2 separate regions of the Homo sapiens genome follow, and region 1 is linked to region 2. The links are chromatin loops, found by intact Hi-C in ENCODE. Cell type or tissue: sigmoid colon. All regions are shown on one strand. Links, peaks and the distances in the headings refer to the core of each region. The heading gives the core; the rest is flanking DNA.

Region 1 (8,997 bases), core at 716-8,715, 71 kb before region 2:
TTCTTCAGCAGTTCTAGAAACTGGAGAGTTCTCAAAGCTTCAAACAATAACCTACATACTGCAAAACGTGTGAATGTGTACAAACCAATTTGTTAATTAGAATATTGCCTTAGGGTCAGGCATGATGGCCCACTCCTGTAATCCCAGCACTTTGGGAGGCCAAGGCAAGAAGATCGCTTGAGTCCAGGAGTTTGAGATCAGCCTGGGTAATGTAGTGAGACCCCATCTCTACAAGAAATGTAAAAATTAACCAGGTGTGGTGGAGCATGCTTGTAGTCCTGCTACTTGGGAGGCTGAGGCAGGAGAATCGCTTGAGTCTAGGATGTCCAGGCTACAGGGAGCCATGTCATTGCACTCCAGCCTGGGTGACAGAGTGAGACCCTACCTCAAAAACAAAAAAACTATGTTGCCTCAGAATTCACAACTTTTCTGGAAACTGTGAGGCTCTTGGGAAAGTATTTGTGTGCCTGTGTTGGGGGTTTAGATATATGAATTTTTCACATGATGTTGGCGTATGCAGCAATGCAACATTTCAAGGTCTGGAATCCCTTTACTGGTTTAAGAATATTAAAAGTTAACTGAATTTTCTCTAAAATCATCATATCTGATATGTTTACATGAAAAATCATTTTTTCTTGAAATCTAGTAATTTTTAAAAAATAATTAGTTCTGTGCAGAAGCTCTTTAGTTTAATTAGATCCCATTTGTCAATTTTGTCTTTTGTTGCCATTGCTTTTGGTGTTTTGGACATGAAGTCCTTGCCCACGCCTATGTCCTGAATGGTAATGCCTAGGTTTTCTTCTAGGGTTTTTATGGTTTTAGGTTTAACGTTTAAATCTTTAATCCATCTTGAATTGATTTTTGTATAAGGTGTAAGGAAGGGATCCAGTTTCAGCTTTCTACATATGGCTAGCCAGTTTTCCCAGCACCATTTATTAAATAGGGAATCCTTTCCCCATTGCTTGTTTTTCTCAGGTTTGTCAAAGATCAGATAGTTGTAGATATGCGGCATTATTTCTGAGGGCTCTGTTCTGTTCCATTGATCTATATCTCTGTTTTGGTACCAGTACCATGCTGTTTTGGTTACTGTAGCCTTGTAGTATAGTTTGAAGTCAGGTAGTGTGATGCCTCCAGCTTTGTTCTTTTGGCTTAGGATTGACTTGGCAATGCGGGCTCTTTTTTGGTTCCATATGAACTTTAAAGTAGTTTTTTCCAATTCTGTGAAGAAAGTCATTGGTAGCTTGATGGGGATGGCATTCAATCTGTAAATTACCTTGGGCAGTATGGCCATTTTCACGATATTGATTCTTCCTACCCATGAGCATGGAATGTTCTTCCATTTGTTTGTCTCCTCTTTTATTTCCTTGAGCAGTGGTTTGTAGTTCTCCTTGAAGAGGTCCTTCACATCCCTTGTAAGTTGGATTCCTAGGTATTTTATTCTCTTTGAAGCAATTGTGAATGGGAGTTCACCCAAATGAGTATAAATCATGCTGCTATAAAGACACATGCACACGTATGTTTATTGCGGCACTATTCACAATAGCAAAGACTTGGAACCAACCCAAATGTCCAACAATGATAGACTGGATTAAGAAAATGTGGCACATATACACCATGGAATACTATGCAGCCATAAAAAATGATGAGTTCATATCCTTTGTAGGGACATGGATGAAATTGGAAACCATCATTCTCAGTAAACTATCGCAAGAACAAAAAACCAAACACCGCATATTCTCACTCATAGGTGGGAATTGAACAATGAGATCACATGGACACAGGAAGGGGAATATCACACTCTGGGGACTGTGGTGGGGTCGGGGGAGGGGGGAGGGATAGCATTGGGAGATATACCTAATGCTAGATGACACATTAGTGGGTGCAGCGCACCAGCATGGCACATGTATACATATGTAACTAACCTGCACAATGTGCACATGTACCCTAAAACTTAGAGTATAATAAAAAAAAAAAAAGAAAAAGAAAAAAAAATAATAATAATAATTAGTTCTTAGAGTCTCCTTTCGAAAAAAATATTCCTGACCTTCAGGAGTCCACCTGCCCTGCTCTGCCAGCAGAACTGTAAAGAAGCATCATCCTCCCGGGCTCCAGAGGCTCCATGGCCCGTGCCGCTTCTCCTGCTGTGAACCCTGTTCCCGTCCCTCCCCGTGCCCGTCTGTCCTTCCCATCCAGAGCCACCTCTTCCCCTTCCAGGGGCTGATGAGGACATCTGCTCTGACCAATCCCTGAGGGTCCCTGCCCCAGTCACTGTCACCCTCCACTGAAATCACAGCTTGAAATGCTGTTCCCCGCACTGAGGCCTTCCTCCAGGAAGCCGGAGTCACGCCTGCTCTGCCCATCCCTCCTTACCCAGGGCCCAGCTGTGTTGGGCAAGGAGTGGTGTGAAAGAAATGGTAAAGGAGCCCCTGGGGGAAGAAGGGAGGGGGTGGAAGGCAAAAGAGGGGCGGGAGAGGGCTGAGAAAATGCGAAAGGAACAGGACCTTAGAAAGGAACAGGACCTTAGAGAAAATGTGGAAGGAACAGTACCTTAGAAAGGAACAGGACCTTTCTCTTACAGAGTCTCTCTCTGTGTTCCCGAAAGAAGCACTGCTCCTTGATCACGGGGCCTTGGCGGGTAGCTCTCCTGGTCCCGCGGCCCCGCTGCTCTCCTGGACACATTTCTTCCCTTGCAGGGGCTCCTCCATTGGTGCTGCCTCTCACCCCACCCCCAACCCTCAACTCCGTGCTGTTTGCTCACCTGCCCCTCCTCCTCTCCACCTCTCACCACGCCGTCACCACAGAGACCTAGACGACGCATCCGATCAGACAAGCTTGGAAAACCCCCTAGAACTCAGACAGAGTGAAGAAATGAAGACGCCGAGAAGACAGACTGGAGGCGCATGGAATAAGCAAGATAAAGTTCCAGGAGGATAGGATTCGGGCATCGGTGCACAGCGGGTCTCGTCGGGTGGGAATCCATGGTCTGAGATGAGATGCTGGGAAAAGGGCTTCCCAAGCTGAGTAAAGGTCGTAAAGGAGTCACAGGGCACCAGGAAAGATGAATCGAATGCCCCACCTGCATTTATTCTGGTGAAATGTTTGAATGAAGAGGAAAATGTTCATCCATGTTGTCACATATAACAGGATTCTCTTCCTTTTTAAGACTGAACCGTCCCGGTGTACATAAGACATTACGCGAAGGGAAACCGGTCAGCCACAGGACATATTCTACGTGATTCTGATCATATGAGGCACCTCAAGTAGCGAAGCTCTTAGACACAGGAAGCGGAATGGTGGCTGCCAGGAACTGGGGGAGTTCCATGCGGTGGACAATGATATAATGATTTTCCCGTGTGAGAAAAAAGACAACTGCCTGTGCAACCTCAGACTGGTGCCACACTTGTTATTCTTGTTATTGACTTCGCAGCCAGTGATGATCTCAAAACAATGCTGTAATCCTCTCCATTTCTCCTTTACAAACCTTTGTCCTTCCTTACCTCCCTGGGTATGCACACAGCTTACTGTGGCATGCATATCCCCACTGCAATACTCTATTCCCAAATCAGTACCATTTTCTCTTACAGAGTCTCTCTCTGTTGTTTAGGTTGACAGCACACGTCAGAAACATTGAGAAGAGGAACAGACCCAAGCATGAATGAGGTGAGGACCTGATATTTGAAACAAGACAGCCCATCCAATCAGTGAGCAGAGGATGGGCTAAATGACTAACTCCTTGGAGGAAAACAAGGTTGCATTCTCTGCCATAATGGTAGGCAAATTCCAGATTACTTAAGGAGCCAAATTAAAAAAAGAATTCTATATAGGTACTCAAAAAATAAAGAAATATATTAATAATCATGGGGTAGAGAAAATTCCTAAATACACTAACTCCAGAAGGTATAAAAGAAAGGTTTAACAGATTACGCAAAAAAAAAAAAAAAATTAACAGATTTTTAAAATAAAGTTAAAAGACAAGTGACAGCTTTTATGGAAATATTCACAATATATGAAAGAAAAAATGGGTATCTATGATTTATACAAAAGGCTGCAACAATCCAAAGAAAAAAGATAACTCAAAACATTGGCAAAGGATATGAATAAGCATTTTATTAAAGAAAGAAAAAGACAGATGACCAATACATACGTGAAAAGAAGCTAACCTTATTTCTAGTTAAAGAAATGCAGATTTGAACAGCTATTGTATTTACATCTGTTTTTATAAGTGCATGCATACATACATGTACATATGTGTGTATATGTGTATGTGTATGTGTCTACATACCATACACATCTATACATTTGCCTATAACATTAGCAAAATGTATAAATAATGGTAATATTCACTGGTGACCAGAGAGTAGGAAACAAGTGCTCTATCACGTAGGATTGTAGGATTACAGATCAATAAAACCATTTTGGAAATTAACTTGGCAATACCTATTAGCATTTCAAATGTGGAGATACTCTAATCCAATAGTTCCACATTTAGGAATGTACCATAGACAAATAATAAATGAGTGAATAAAGTTGTAGGCATAATGATATTAACTTCAACATGAGTGGCAATAAAAAAGGTTGAAAAGAGGCTGGGGATGGTGGCTCATGCCTGTAATCCCAGCACTTTGGGAGGCCGAGGCAGATGGATCACCTGAGGTTAGGAGTTCAAGAACAGCCTGGCCAGCATGGTGAAACCCCATCTCTACTAAAAATACAAAAATTAGTCGAGCCTGGTGGCGTGTGCCTGTAGTCCCAGCTACTTGGGAGGCTGAAGCAGGAGAATCGCTTGAACCTGGAAGGCAAAGGTTGCCGTGAGTGGAGATTGTGCCACTGCACTCCAGCCTGGGCAACAGAGTAAGACTCTGTCTCAAAAGAGTGAGGCTCCGTCTCAAGAAAAAAAAAAAGGGTTGGAAAAATGCCAAGTGTCCATCATTAGGGAATGGTCACATACATTTTGCTCATATTCAGGAATCCTATGCATTGGGGAATTTCCTTTCTCGTTCCTTGGAGTTTCTGTGTAGACAGAGGTTGCTTCAGGTAACAGTCCCAGCATGTCTCTGCCCTTCTTCAATCCCAGAGAAGGAAGCCTGAGTTCTAGTTGGCAGATTTGGAACAGGACCTGAGCATGCATCTTTTTCCTGGCTCATGGCCAGGCCAGACCCTGAGCTTAGCAATCGAGGCCCCTGCTGCTGGGGCGGGGTCTTCGGGGCGCAGGTCTTCCAGCAACTGCACAGCCTCAGAGCAGTGCCCCCAAAGCACGTTCTTCAGCAGCCCCAGTCTGGAAAGGGGTCAATGCGACCTCTGGCTGCCTCGCTGTTCCTCCACTCTCAGTGGGTTCTGAGTCATAACTCTCAGAAGAAAGAGGCTGGCTCCTACTTCTCGAAATGGGAAGGTATTTATGATGTCCATAATAAATTTTAAAAGCAAGTTAAAGATGATATGTAGAGAATAAATTCTGTTTTTGCTTTACACGTGGGGTGTGTATGTGTGTATGTGTGTGTGTGTGGTGTGTGTGTTTGCGTGTGTGTGTATCTGTGCGTGTGGTGTGTATGTGTGTATATGTGGGTGTGTGTATTTGCATGTGTGGTGTATTTGTGTCTGTGTATATTTGTGTGTATGTGTGTGTGATGTGTGTATATGTGTGCGTGTATTTGTGTGTGTGGTGTATGTGTGTATTTGTGTGTGTGTATTTGTGTGTGGTGTGTGTGTACTTGTGTGTGTGGTGTGTGTATGTGTATTTGTGTGTATGTCCGTGTATTTGTGTGTGGTGTGTGTGTATGTGGGTATTTGTGTGTGTATGGTGCGTGTGTATGTGTGTGTGGTGTGTGTGCGTATTTGTGTATTTTTGTGTGTGTGGTGTGTGTGTGGTGTGTATTTGTGCATGTCTGTGGTATTTGTGTGTGTGGTATTTTTGTGTGTGGTGTGTGTGTATGTGTATGTGGTTGTGTGTGTGGTATGTGTATGTGTGGCGTGTGGTGTGTGTGTGGTGTAGTGTATGTGTACTTGTGTGTGTGTGGTGTATGTGTATTTGTGTGTATGTGCGTGTGTGTATTTGTGTGTGGTGTATATGGGTATTTGTGTGTGTATGGTGTGTATGAGTGTGTATTTGTGTGTGGTGTGTGTGTATTTGCGTGTGTATTTGTGTGCTGTGTGGTGTGTGTGGTATGTGTGTGGTGTGTGTATTTTTGTGTATGTGGTGTGTATTTGTGTGGTGTGTGTGTGGTGTGTGTGGTTTGTGGTGTGTGTGGTTTGTGTGGTGTGTGTGTGCTGTGTATGTGTGTGGTTGTGTGGTGTGTGTGTGCTGTGTGTGTATGTGTGGTGAGTGTGGTGTGTGTATGTGTGGCGTGTGTGTGTGGTGTGTGGTTGTGTGTGTGCATTCACATACAGGTCCATTTACAGATACATGAATTCACATACAGAATACCTCTGGGAGGAGTCTCTTTACGCCAAGTTATTAATAACAGTGGTGGCTGCAGGCAGGAGAGGGGATGTTTGAGATGCAAAGAGGATTTTCATTTTTGTACTTTATTTGCTTCTTGATAATTTAGTAGGATTGTGGATTATTTTTCTATTTAGAGAAAAACTAACTTTAAAACAAAGAGTAAACATCTTACATATAGCAACAAGATTTGAAATCATTGCTTTATGCTCATAGGAAGAGCAAAAATATCCCTATGTTAACAATGCAAGCAACCTACTGCATGGACTTTACATCATCTTATTTGATTTGATTAGAGATGTCAGTCCTTTACTTAGTGAGGCTTATGTCTTAACAGGATTCATTTTCATATCTGGATCTCCAAGCACTTCAGTTAAAGGTGAAGAGCCGCCTTCTCCCAGGTGTTGCAGTAGATCAGGAGCTGCACTGTCAGAAGGGATGGGCACCACGCGGAGACTGTCCACTCCCTGCAGTGCACAGCACGATGAAGACTTACTGAATTGCACCTAAACATATCAACAACCCACTGATAAAGCTTGGACATTTGTCCCCTTCAAACCTCGTGTTGAAATTTCATCGCCAATGTTGGAGGTGAGGTACAATGGGAGGTGTTTGGGTGATGGGTGAGGATCCCTCATGAACGTCCTGGTTGGGTCATGGGTGAGGATCCCTCATGAGCATCTTGGTGCAGTCCTTGAGGCAAGGAGTGAGTTCTCGCTCTGTTAGTTCCATGAGAACTGATTTTGTAGAAGAGCCTGGCACCACTCCCACCCCTTGCTTCCATTCTCACCATGTGCTCTTTGCACATGTCAGCTTCCCTTCACCTTCCACCATGAGCGGAAGCAGCCTGAACCCCAGAATCAGCCTGAATCACCAGATGCAGGTGCCGGCGCCATGCTTCTTGCACAGCCTGCAGAACCAGAAGCCAAATAAACCTCTTTTCTGTATAAATTGCCCAGCTTCAGACATTCCTTTACAACAACACAAGTGGACTAAGATGCCAGTGTATCTTCTTCCAGTTTGCTATGACAGCCCCACTTTGGTGGAGGCACTGGCCAGCTTCTCTCTGGCCCCATCATTTGGGTCTTTTGATTTGCCCACTTCACAGATAGCTCCCTCCCAACCTGAAACAGACTATGGATGGTTGGCACTGCTTGGCTTGTCCTGCCATGTGATCACAATTCTTCATATCTTCCAGAAGTTTCTAAAAAAAAAATATCTGGGCCTTAAAACCACGCACCCTTGTTAGATTTTTTTCATTTGCACATTTTTTTGTCATTTTGATAAGAATGAGGAGAGCAGATAAACTCATAGGATTCATTCTCATTGAAAAAATAAAATTCCAATCAATTTTGGAAATGGAATTCTTACTGAATAAAACAATACCTGTCCTTTCTGTTACAGCCCATCTTGGTGAAGACAGCCTGTCTGTCCACAGGGAGAACCAGGAGAAGCCCAAGTGGTCTTGACTCTGACTCGCTCCAGGCGTCTCCTGTTGATCAATGCCACAGTCCTCCTCCAGGTGCCCTACCTGCAGTTTGGCAGGCTCGATTCTCTCTCTCTGGGATCTCGTATATTCTCCTGACACTGACCTTCACAGGCTCCCACAGTGACTCCTGGCCACCACCGTCTGGCTCTCTGAGCCATCTCCACTGGTCAGAGGCACCCCCCCAGCACCCACCCCAACCCTGTGTTAAATCAAAGACCCCCACAGTGCTCTGTTTCTAACAAAGTTTCTTCTAGGAAAGCACTTCTTAGATTTATAATTTTGTATGTAATATTGTGAAGTCAGGAAGAAAATGTGAAGAGTTCAAGCATCTTTTCTGGATCATCCGAGGAAAACAGTTCAAGATTTCCAATAATAGTAAAAACATCAAACAGATATCTCAGAGGTTTCTATGAACCAGACAATGAAGTAAGTTTATTATCATATAATATCTTATTTGACTCCCAAAACAACTCTGTGATGTAGAGACTGTCATGGGCGAAGCTCGGGAGGCGGTTGCCTGTATGAAGTCTCCCTTAAACTCACCCTTCCATGCTGTTCTATGTGGGCGCAGCCAAGTGCTGCATGACCCTTTCAGTCTAGTGTGATTGTAAGGACTGCATGTTATTTAAGAGTTGCAGTCTCCAGAGGCCCCAGCATTGGCTCACACATACAATAGGTGTCCAATTAACAATTGTTGCATGAATTGTTGCAGAGGTCACCTGTGACCCTTGGGTGGGCAGGGTGCAGAGTGACACTATCAAGAGTTACTGGAGCATCTTATAGGCAAACTCTATCTCCTTTAAAAGTTACATTGATGATAAACATAAAAATTGAGACTGTCAGCTTAATTTTATACATTTAACTTTGCAGATTAAGTTATATTATAATAAAAATGTGCTATAAGTAAGATAGTTGGAGGCCCAAGAGAATGACTATTATTACTGGAGCAATAGTTAATATTTTTAAAAATTCCAGTGCAACCCAAGGATTTTCCTGCTCCCATAGGAGAGATTTGGCCCCTTCTTGCATGTTCAGACATCCCACATCATGTGCTTAACATGCAAGCTAAAAC
Region 2 (8,997 bases), core at 178-8,177:
AAAATCCCAGGATATAGTACAAAAGGTTGAAAGGAAAGATGCATGTACAAAGCCAACCAAAACATCTAGACATAAAGGATTAAATAATTAGTTTTGATAAATTCAGGTGATAGAACTGTATAGAATCATTTTTAAAGTGTGATTTAGGGGAATATTTCAAATCATCATTAATGCTCAGAATAGATCCCTTAGTAAAAATGGCAGTCACCAAGAAACATAATATAAATCTAAGCATAACATAACCTATACCATAACATAAAATATAACTTCCCATTTTCAGAAAATGTAAAAATATATACATTATTATTATATTCACAGAAACAAGACCAGAAGAGATTCCCCAAAGTATTCACAGTTATCCTCGTAAGTCTTTATAATCTTTCTGCATTTTCCAAGTCTTCTATAATGATTCTGCTCTACTCCTTTTAGACAACTAACAAGCAAAGCATGAGTCCCATGGCCATGCCCACAGATCATACTAGACACACAAGTCCCCAGGCCAAGGTTTAGCAGCTTGGAGCCTGCTTTTTCTTCTCTTTTTGGTACATCTTTTCTTCTCCTTTAGAACATTGAAATAAAAAGTCCAACATATGCACTTTGTACTCAGTAGCAACTCTACTCTTGCCAAGATAGTGGTCTTGTGATGGCCTAAGTGGGGAAAGAGAGAATGGGGATGAAGGGTACTAGATAGGCGATGTACTCAAACTGGGCTTTGGAAAGCATTTTGAAATTGTCGATCATGGTGTTGTGGAAGGACTGATGTACAAGAAATCCAAGCAAGGGTGTAGTCTAAACTATGAGAGCAGCGTAGACCCTTCCAAGTCTTCGTGTCTATCCCTAAAGCAGAGATAATATGGTCCTCACCTGACTGGTGGAGATGTGTAAGGCCGTTAAGGATGTAGCAGGCATGTAGTGGAACCCTCTGCATACTTCAGGCTTCCAGACCTGGAGGCTGTCAGGCTTACTACCTGGCATGAGGGCTGCCAGCCCCACCTCCCTCTACCTGTCTCTTCCTGGACCCACCACTTTCACTCCCACCTCCCTGCTCTCCTCTCCCTCAGTTGCTAAGATGAGCTCGTTTCACTTTCTTCCTTCCAAAGGCAGTTGCAAACTTTATAGTCCCATTGTTTGAAATTATTGAAGATGCTAATGTTTGATGTGGAAGTTTAAGCCTGTCAGGAAATTTCACTTTCAAAGTCCTTCAGTCGGTTCAAAAATTCCTCACATGCGATGTCCTCTTGATGGTGTTTCCAAACCCCTTGGAGCCTATCTGGAGTGAAATGGTCCACACTGAAGCCCTTCTGGGGGATATGACAGAACCCTAAAGATTGTCAGCACTGTCCGTTTTTAACCATGGTCTGACATGCGCATACTGTCTTAGGAGTAATTGTTAGTTCTGAACTCACCAGTGAGCATTGCAGAGCTAAATAATCCAGAGGTCTCCTGCAAAAGTAAATATAATAGAGAGTGCTACACCCTGTGCTTGTGACGAATGCCAAGGCTTGGCAGACCAGGCCTCTGCTGGGCTCTGGACTCAGGGCTCCGGCCTCCAACAGCCAGAAATCCCACCAACACCAAGGAGACTGTACCCAGAAAAGGTCACCCAGAAATCCCATCACTTTTGGACCATGGCAGAATATTTGCCTCTCCAGAGGTTGAAACAAAGTATGAGTCACTTCCAAAATTATTTTATAAAAGTTAAAATGTTTCCTTTAAAAAGAAAAATCCTATCAGAATGCAGATTGGGGTTTGCCAGGGTCTGTGGGGGTTGAGGAATAGGGAAAAACTGCTTAATGCATAAGGGGTTTTGCTGTGCAGCAATGGGAATGTTTTAGAACCAGGTAGAGGGGGTGGCTGTGCAGCTTTGTGACTGTACTCCCTGCCACTGAATGGCAAAAATTGTTAGTTTTATTTCATGTGAATTTCACCTCAATAAATTACTGTAAAAATCATTTCAAATGATTTTTCTCCCCTCTGGCTGGCAAGGCTCATTATCTTTGGGTGAGGGTGGTGGCACTTATGGTGTATAGTACAGCAGACAAAGCACAAAATTGGCACCAGCCTGACTGGTATGTGCACTGGATGACCTGGGGCAAGTTGTTTACTTATGCTGTGTGGTCAAATGAGGCCAGTGATCTAGCTGTTTATTAAATAATCTGTACATTTTTCTAATGAACAAAGCAATACTGGTATATTATAAAACAGCGATCCTCAACCTTTTTTGGCACCAGGGACAGGTTTTGTGGAAGACAATTTTTCCACAGACCGGGGAAGGGGGATGGTTTCAGGATGATTCAGGTGCATTACATTAATTGTGCACTTTCTATTATTATTACATTGTAATATATCATGAAATAATTATACAACTCACCATAATGTGGATTCAGTGGGAGCCCTGAGCTTTTTTTTTTTTTTTTTTTTTTTTTTTGCAACTAGATGGTCCCATCTGGGAGTGATGGGAGACAGTGACAGGTCATCAGGCATTAGATTCTTGTAAGGAGTACACACCTAGATCCTTCACATGCGCAGTTCACAGTAGGGTTTGTGCTCCTACGAGAAGCTAATGCTGCGGCTGATCTGACAGGAGGTAGAGCTCAGGTGAGAATGTGAGTGATGGGAAGTAGCTGTAAATACAGATGAAGCTTTGCTCGCTTACCCAATACTCACTTCCTGCCGTGAGGCCCGGTGAGGCCTGGTTCCTAACAGGCCACAGACAGGTACCAGTGCCAGTCCATGGCCCAGGGATTGGGGACCCCTGTTATAAATTTTATATAAAATAAGAAAATAAAAATCATCCAAAACTTCACTACTCAAAGGTGACATTTTGTATTTTGTTTTCTAGCTGTCTAACCCTTTTCATACCCATGTATATTTTTAAGTATTTTTGATCTCCATGCTTTTCTTAGCCAGTCCTTTGTTCTTGGACTCTGCCTGTCCCGGGCCATGTCAGCAGGAAGCTTGCAGACACCTCCCTCCTTCACGCTTAGGGAGCATTTCCTGGGGTGGGAGTGGGAATTGGAAAGATGTTTGAATCACCCACCATTGGGATTTGCTCTTTTAAATCTTTAAGTTTCTGTTCCTTCCTTTGTCTTCAGAGTTTTTATTAAAACAATGCCAGTTTTCCATCTCCTCTGTGGCATCTGTTTATTCTCTTTGACTTTCAGAAAGCTGAACATATGACTCATTTCTGTGTGCGTGTGTGTGCGTCTTTGTGAAGCAACGCAGAGTAAAAGGGAAGTGAAGTCGGGAATAATTATTTGAACCTGATTCTTCTGTGAATGTTTCAATGAGAAATAAATCTTGTTTCCCCTCACAGGAATTTGCAAGTTTGCTACAAGCCAAACAGAAAGATTGGTCCAGGGCTGTGAATTTGGTCAGAGCCCCTTCCAGTTGGAAGTAGCAACTCTTTGCAGCCCCAGTAACAGGAAGTCCATGTGAGTGTGCTTGGGCCCTACGGGACCTGACTCAGACCCAGGTACCTTTCACACGGCAGGTGCAGAGCAGGTCAGCCCTGTCAGCCGATGGAGTTGGACATTCCCAGGCTCATCTCTCCTTCTAGGACTTACTGTCACCTCTCCAAGCCACTCTTTTCAGCTTGCTGGTGGCCTCCTGACCCTCCTCCCAGCCATTAATATCCATCCATAGCCTCCTGTCACCAAGGGCAGCTGATAGCATCTGACTCACCATAGACAAGTGACTAACTCTCATGTGAAAGGTCGCTTCTCTCCAGCATGAGACAACAGAGTGACTAAAACAACTAGATCTCCAACAGTGGAGCCTAAGGCACCAGTGAAAGCTCAGTGAGGAGGAAGCCACTGTTCTTATCCAGTGAGTGAGGGGGCCGCTAAGTAGACTTTAGGAAGCACAGTGTGGGATGGCCCCTGGATATCTCAGTCTCCTGGAGTCACACTGGAGCCTGCTCTAGGACCTGGACCAAAGCCTCCTTCCCAGGTCTCTTCCCACCCTGCACTACCTCTACCAGTGGATTTTCTACCTGGATTATTAACCACTCAGAGCAAACCCCACAGAGAAGGGAGTCTCCCTCCAGGGGCACTCAGAGGCTCAGTTTGCCTCAGTCGTCTTCATTCATTTGTGGCTCTTCGTAGCTTTCAGTTTACCAAAAAATCAATCAATCAATCAATCAATGAGCAAGTCCACATCATCACTGGCTTCTAAGAGTTTCCTCCAAATCCCAGCGTTACCTTGCCTTCTACAGCAGTGCCCCCTCATCCACAGTTTCACTTTCTGAGGTTTCAGTTACCCACGGTAAACCAAGGTCTGAAAATAGTAAATGGAAAGTGCCAGAGATGGATAGTTCATGTGTTTTCAATGATATGCCATTCTGAGCAGTGTGATGAAATCTCACACCACCTACTCCATCCCCCAGACAGGGATTGTCCCTTCACCCAGCTCATCCACATTCTAGACCCCACTTCACAGGCGTCTCAGTGATCAGATTGTCAAGTGGTCCTTATATTACTTAATAATGGCCCTAAAACACCAGAGTGATGATGCTGGCAACTGTTATAATTATTCTATTTTATTGTTAGTTATTGTTAACCCCTTACCACACCTAATTTATAAATGAAGCTTATTGTAGGTATATATGCATAGGAAAAAGCACAGTACATGTAGGATTTGGTACTATCTGAGGTTTCGGGCATCCACGGGTGTCTACAACTGTACATGGAATGAAAGTTCCGATTCTGAAAAGCAACCTGGAACAAGACAGGCCATCAGCACTTCCTGACTCCAGCCCTCCGTGGGGTGGCGCTCCCCACAAGAAGGGGTCCCCGACACCACCTCGCCAGACGCTGTGCATCTGGGAGGCTTCTAAGCGAAACAGACCCAGGAGCAGCAGCAGTGGAAATGAGGCCCCAAACAATAGCAGCAGGGCTTTGGTAAAGCAGGCTTGGAGCAAGCGGCTCTGATGGGCGCTTTCATAGAGTGGCCGTTTCTCCTCCTAAACCCAGATCTAGGCCTTGGTGTCCAGTCCTCCCCTGCACAGGATGGTCTCACCTGAAAACTCCTAACATAATGACATCTGCATGCCCACGATGGGGCAGCAGCCCCATCACACCTTGGTGAAAAAATTCTCTCTTCAGAGAGTAGAGGGACCATGTCTGGACCCCAGGATGCCTCTTAGTATTTTCATGCCCTGTAGCAAAGGGTGATATAAAATTACAGCAACCAAAGAAGAGGCCGCAGGATCAAAGATCCAGACACTTTATGAATGAATGTCAGGGTCACTATGCTAGGCAAAGGACAGCATGAGCAGAGGTTCTAGCTAAAGCTGGGGAAATACGGAACAAGTCATTGACAAAGGAAGCCAAATATGTCAACTACGGCCTCATGACCAATACAGAAACAAGTAGCTTTGCATATTTTTGCTCCTCTGTGTGTTTTTATTTAGACGTCCTAACCATTTTCTTTTTCTCTCCTACCAGTATTTTTTTTTTTTTTGAGACAGTGTCTGAGTCTGTCACCCAGACTAAAGTGCTATGGCGTGATCCCGGTTCACTGCAACCTCTGCCTCCCAGGCTCAAGCGATTCTCCTGCCTCAACCTCCAGAGTAGCTGGAATTACAGGCGCCCGCCACCATGCCCAGCTAATTTTGTATTTTTAGTAGAGATGGGTTTTCGCCATGTTGGCCAGGCTGGTCTCGAACTCTTGACCTCAGGTGATCCACTCACATCGGCCTCCCAAAGTGCTGGGATTACAGGTGTGAGCCACCGCGCCCGGCCCCACCAGTATATTTTTACATGCAAGTTGATGCAGGTTATTTTTACAATTTGGTCTCTAGGAGCAGAATATGCAGTGGCGCTGCGCCACATCCTTTCCTGGGGTACATGGGGTGGGGAGCTTTTTCTCAGTGTGTTCCTTCCCTAGGGCCCTGCCTTAGCCCTGGAGGCGGTACTTGCTCCCTGCACAGCTGTCCCGTGTGCTCTTTATCCATTAGGAGCTCTTCTCTTTTCCGAGTTAATAATTAGAGTAAATGCTCCCTGGTCAGTTAACGGATGTGATTTTCTCATGACTAGGCCTTCGTCTAATGCAAATGGTATTGTATGAAAGTCTTACTATAAAGGCAAACTTTATAAAAAAAAAAAAAAAAAAAAGTAAACCTCCCCAAATGCAAAAAATATCTACCGAAAAATAGAGAAGGCGCAAATTACAAAGACTGAATAGGGAAAGACAATTTATACAGACAATCTCGTAGAACCGAGGGCACACATTAATCATCTTAATAAATGTCCATTTTCAATCACTCTGCATCCTACAGCCATGCTGGAGACAGGGAAAACGCCAATGTTTCTTCCTTCTTCTTTGCTTTCTGATTCAAAGAGATTTTAGTACACCATGGGATCCTGAATGTGGCCACAGTTGAAAGAAATAATGAGTTGCATAGTTGGATTTCAAAGTGCAAAAATCCTATAAGACAAATATTCCTTTTACGCATTTTACAGATGAAGAAAATGACTTCCCAACATTTACAGCTGGTTAACAGCAGACCAAGAATTTAAAACTAGAACTTCTCTTTTAAATCCAAGTACAAAAGCTTGCCCTTGTACCTCAACCTTCCTTGAGAAGGAGAGTCGCTCGGCACTTTCCGCTCACCAGAAATGGAATCATCTCACAGGTTCTTTTTATTGTAATGAGAATTATCATGATATCAGAAAGAAATGACATTCATAAAATTTTTTTGATTTTGGCGTTTTATTTCTCCATCTTCGAATCCCATTCCTCTAAAGTATAAGCCATATTTGTCTTGCAAATCCTAGCTCTGTAGGAAAAACAAACAGAACAAAACAAAATCTTTGAAACGTGTGTTGCCCTTAAAAACAAACAGCAATCATGGCTGCCTCAGTCATGGAAAGTCTGAATATCTTCACAATGCATAATTCAAACACATCGGAATATGTTTTGTTTTAAAAATTTTCCCCAAAGTTGTCTCCTACTGGTTTATATCTACAACATGTGCATTCGTCTGATTTTTAGCAATAGACGCTCAGTATTACATATGCATCGGAGGAGGAGGATTTGAGGTGAATTAATTAATTTTCTAAGATGTTCCATGTGTTCTTGTTTGCTGAGAATTTCTTTAAGGGGCATATGTGTTGAAAAAACTGTCCACTTTTCTACTCAGTACTTAGCACGACATGACCTACCAGAAGCGGGATGACCACAAAGACCAAGTTATGCTTCCTGGCTTTTAGGAAAAAACCACCTTCGTGGCATTTTGTCGGGATGCTGCATCTGGAAGGTGATCCGAGGGGCAGGCTCCTGACAGTTAGTGGTGCCCTTCCCCTGCACCCCATCCCAGGCAGGGCTGTAAGGACAGACCCATCCAGTTCTAAGCACCAAAGTTGACCAGTCCAGTAAGGAAGACAAGAGCATCCCGTGCATCACTAGAGAGACTCCGGACTCTCAGGAAGACAATGAAAATCTTCTTCCACGTCCTTAGGCTCATGGCTGCAAGCCAACCACAGATGGACAAATGTGCCAGAAATCACAGTGCCTGGGGACATGCAGTTCATGGATAGAATTTTCTGGAAAAGTGGAGCTACCCAGAAAACTTTTTTTTCCAACTTTCTCATTCAAAATATTTTAATTCACTTGTCTGCCTTGATTTGCAAAGGAAGGGATTTATTTTATAATCACATATCTTGAGTGGTCCCAGAGGACTAGGGAAAGAAACATTCCCACAGCACCAAACAGGTAGCTATAGAGATATCTATAGACATTGGACTAAATGTGTCAGAGTTTTCTTTCTTTTAATTATCCTCAAGATAAATTTGATTCCTCATGCTTTTCCTCTTTCTCCTAAAAACAGAATGTACTGACTTTTGGCCTGGCACAGTAGCTCACGCCTGTAATCCCAACACTTTGGAAGGCCGAGGCAGGTGGATCACCTGAGGTCAGGAGTTCGAGACCAGCCTGGCCAACATGGGGCCAAAACCCCGTCTCTACTAAAAATACAAAAAATTAGCCAGGTGTGGTGGCGGGCGCCTGTAATCCCAGCTACTCAGGAGGCTGAGGCAGGAAAATCGCTTGAACCCGGGAGGCAGAGGTGGCAGTGAGCCGAGGTCATGCCATTTCACTCCAGCCTATGCAACAAGAGCTAAACTCCATCTAAAAAAAAAGAAAAGAAAAAAAAAAGTCCTCACTTTTTTCTTCCATTTCATTGAAGGCTTCCAACATTTGAATTCAAAGAGTTTCAAGGTCTCTTGCCTATAAATCGAGTTCTACATGTGGGCTAACATGAATCTTTCTACAAACATTAGATTCAAGGTGGAGATGGACCAAGACTTCTACTTTAATAACAACTGAAGCATTGGGAAAAGTTAATATTCAGAATCCGAGCTGTCCAGAGCTGCCAGGGAAAGTGCTCTGAAGACAAAGAGATGCTTTGTTCTTATTCTCAATAGCACCTCGAAGCTGAGCACATCTCATTCAGACAAACAGAAAATTGAAGAAAATTCACCTCTGAGTGAGATCAAGTATAGAAAATGTGAGCCTCGAAGGGAAGATTTGCCAGAGGCCTCAGGCAAGGAAAAGCAGGGAATCTGAAGGCAGCTGTGAACTGTTGCTAATATGCTCGGAGCTTCTCAAAAGAATGGGAAAGCTGTGCTTCCAGTGGGGACAGAAATGTGGCTTTTCTTGCTTAAGCCACCTGGCGATGCAGTTTGTTTCATCTCTGGACCCCTCTTCCTCAACCGCAGAGTGTCGCCGCATAGCCATTCTGGAACCACCAGCACCCGTGAGTTGCCTCAGGTGAGGAGTGGACTGAGGTGCACAGTGGTTGAACGCCTTCCTTTGCTGTGCGGCACCAGCGACACTGCATCTGTGCATGGACTCACCACGGAACACAGCCGTCGTGACCCTTGGCAAACGCTGCTCTGCCTGAAGGCTCCCGGGACCCAGAGGCAGCACTTGACTGCAGGCTGTGAGGTATCTGCAGCCACAGTCTCTCACAATGGGCATTCCTGGAGCCTTTTG

What was found. Peaks named below come from ENCODE experiments on the same cell type or tissue, not always from the same donor. Only the 100,000 strongest peaks of a DNase experiment are listed, where the experiment ranks them.
Region 1: it touches region 2 in a loop (2.1-fold over the local background); 4 of 110 quality-filtered maps call a loop at or near these places.

Annotation. Positions count from the first base shown.
Region 1 is chr2:238,710,541-238,719,537 of GRCh38, reverse strand. It overlaps LOC105373963 (a long non-coding RNA gene), which reads left to right and starts at 3,604. Exons shown (of 3, transcript XR_001739237.1): 1 at 3,604-3,660; 2 at 6,774-7,027; 3 at 7,841-8,038. In sigmoid colon, for the core only: no CTCF peak of the experiment used is centred there; a DNase peak (open chromatin) is centred at 5,227.
Region 2 is chr2:238,638,964-238,647,960 of GRCh38, reverse strand. No RefSeq gene overlaps it. Among named protein-coding and RNA genes, the nearest start is that of LINC01937, 77 kb to the left of the region's middle. RefSeq lists an enhancer at 8,890-8,997. In sigmoid colon, for the core only: no CTCF peak of the experiment used is centred there; a DNase peak (open chromatin) is centred at 3,205.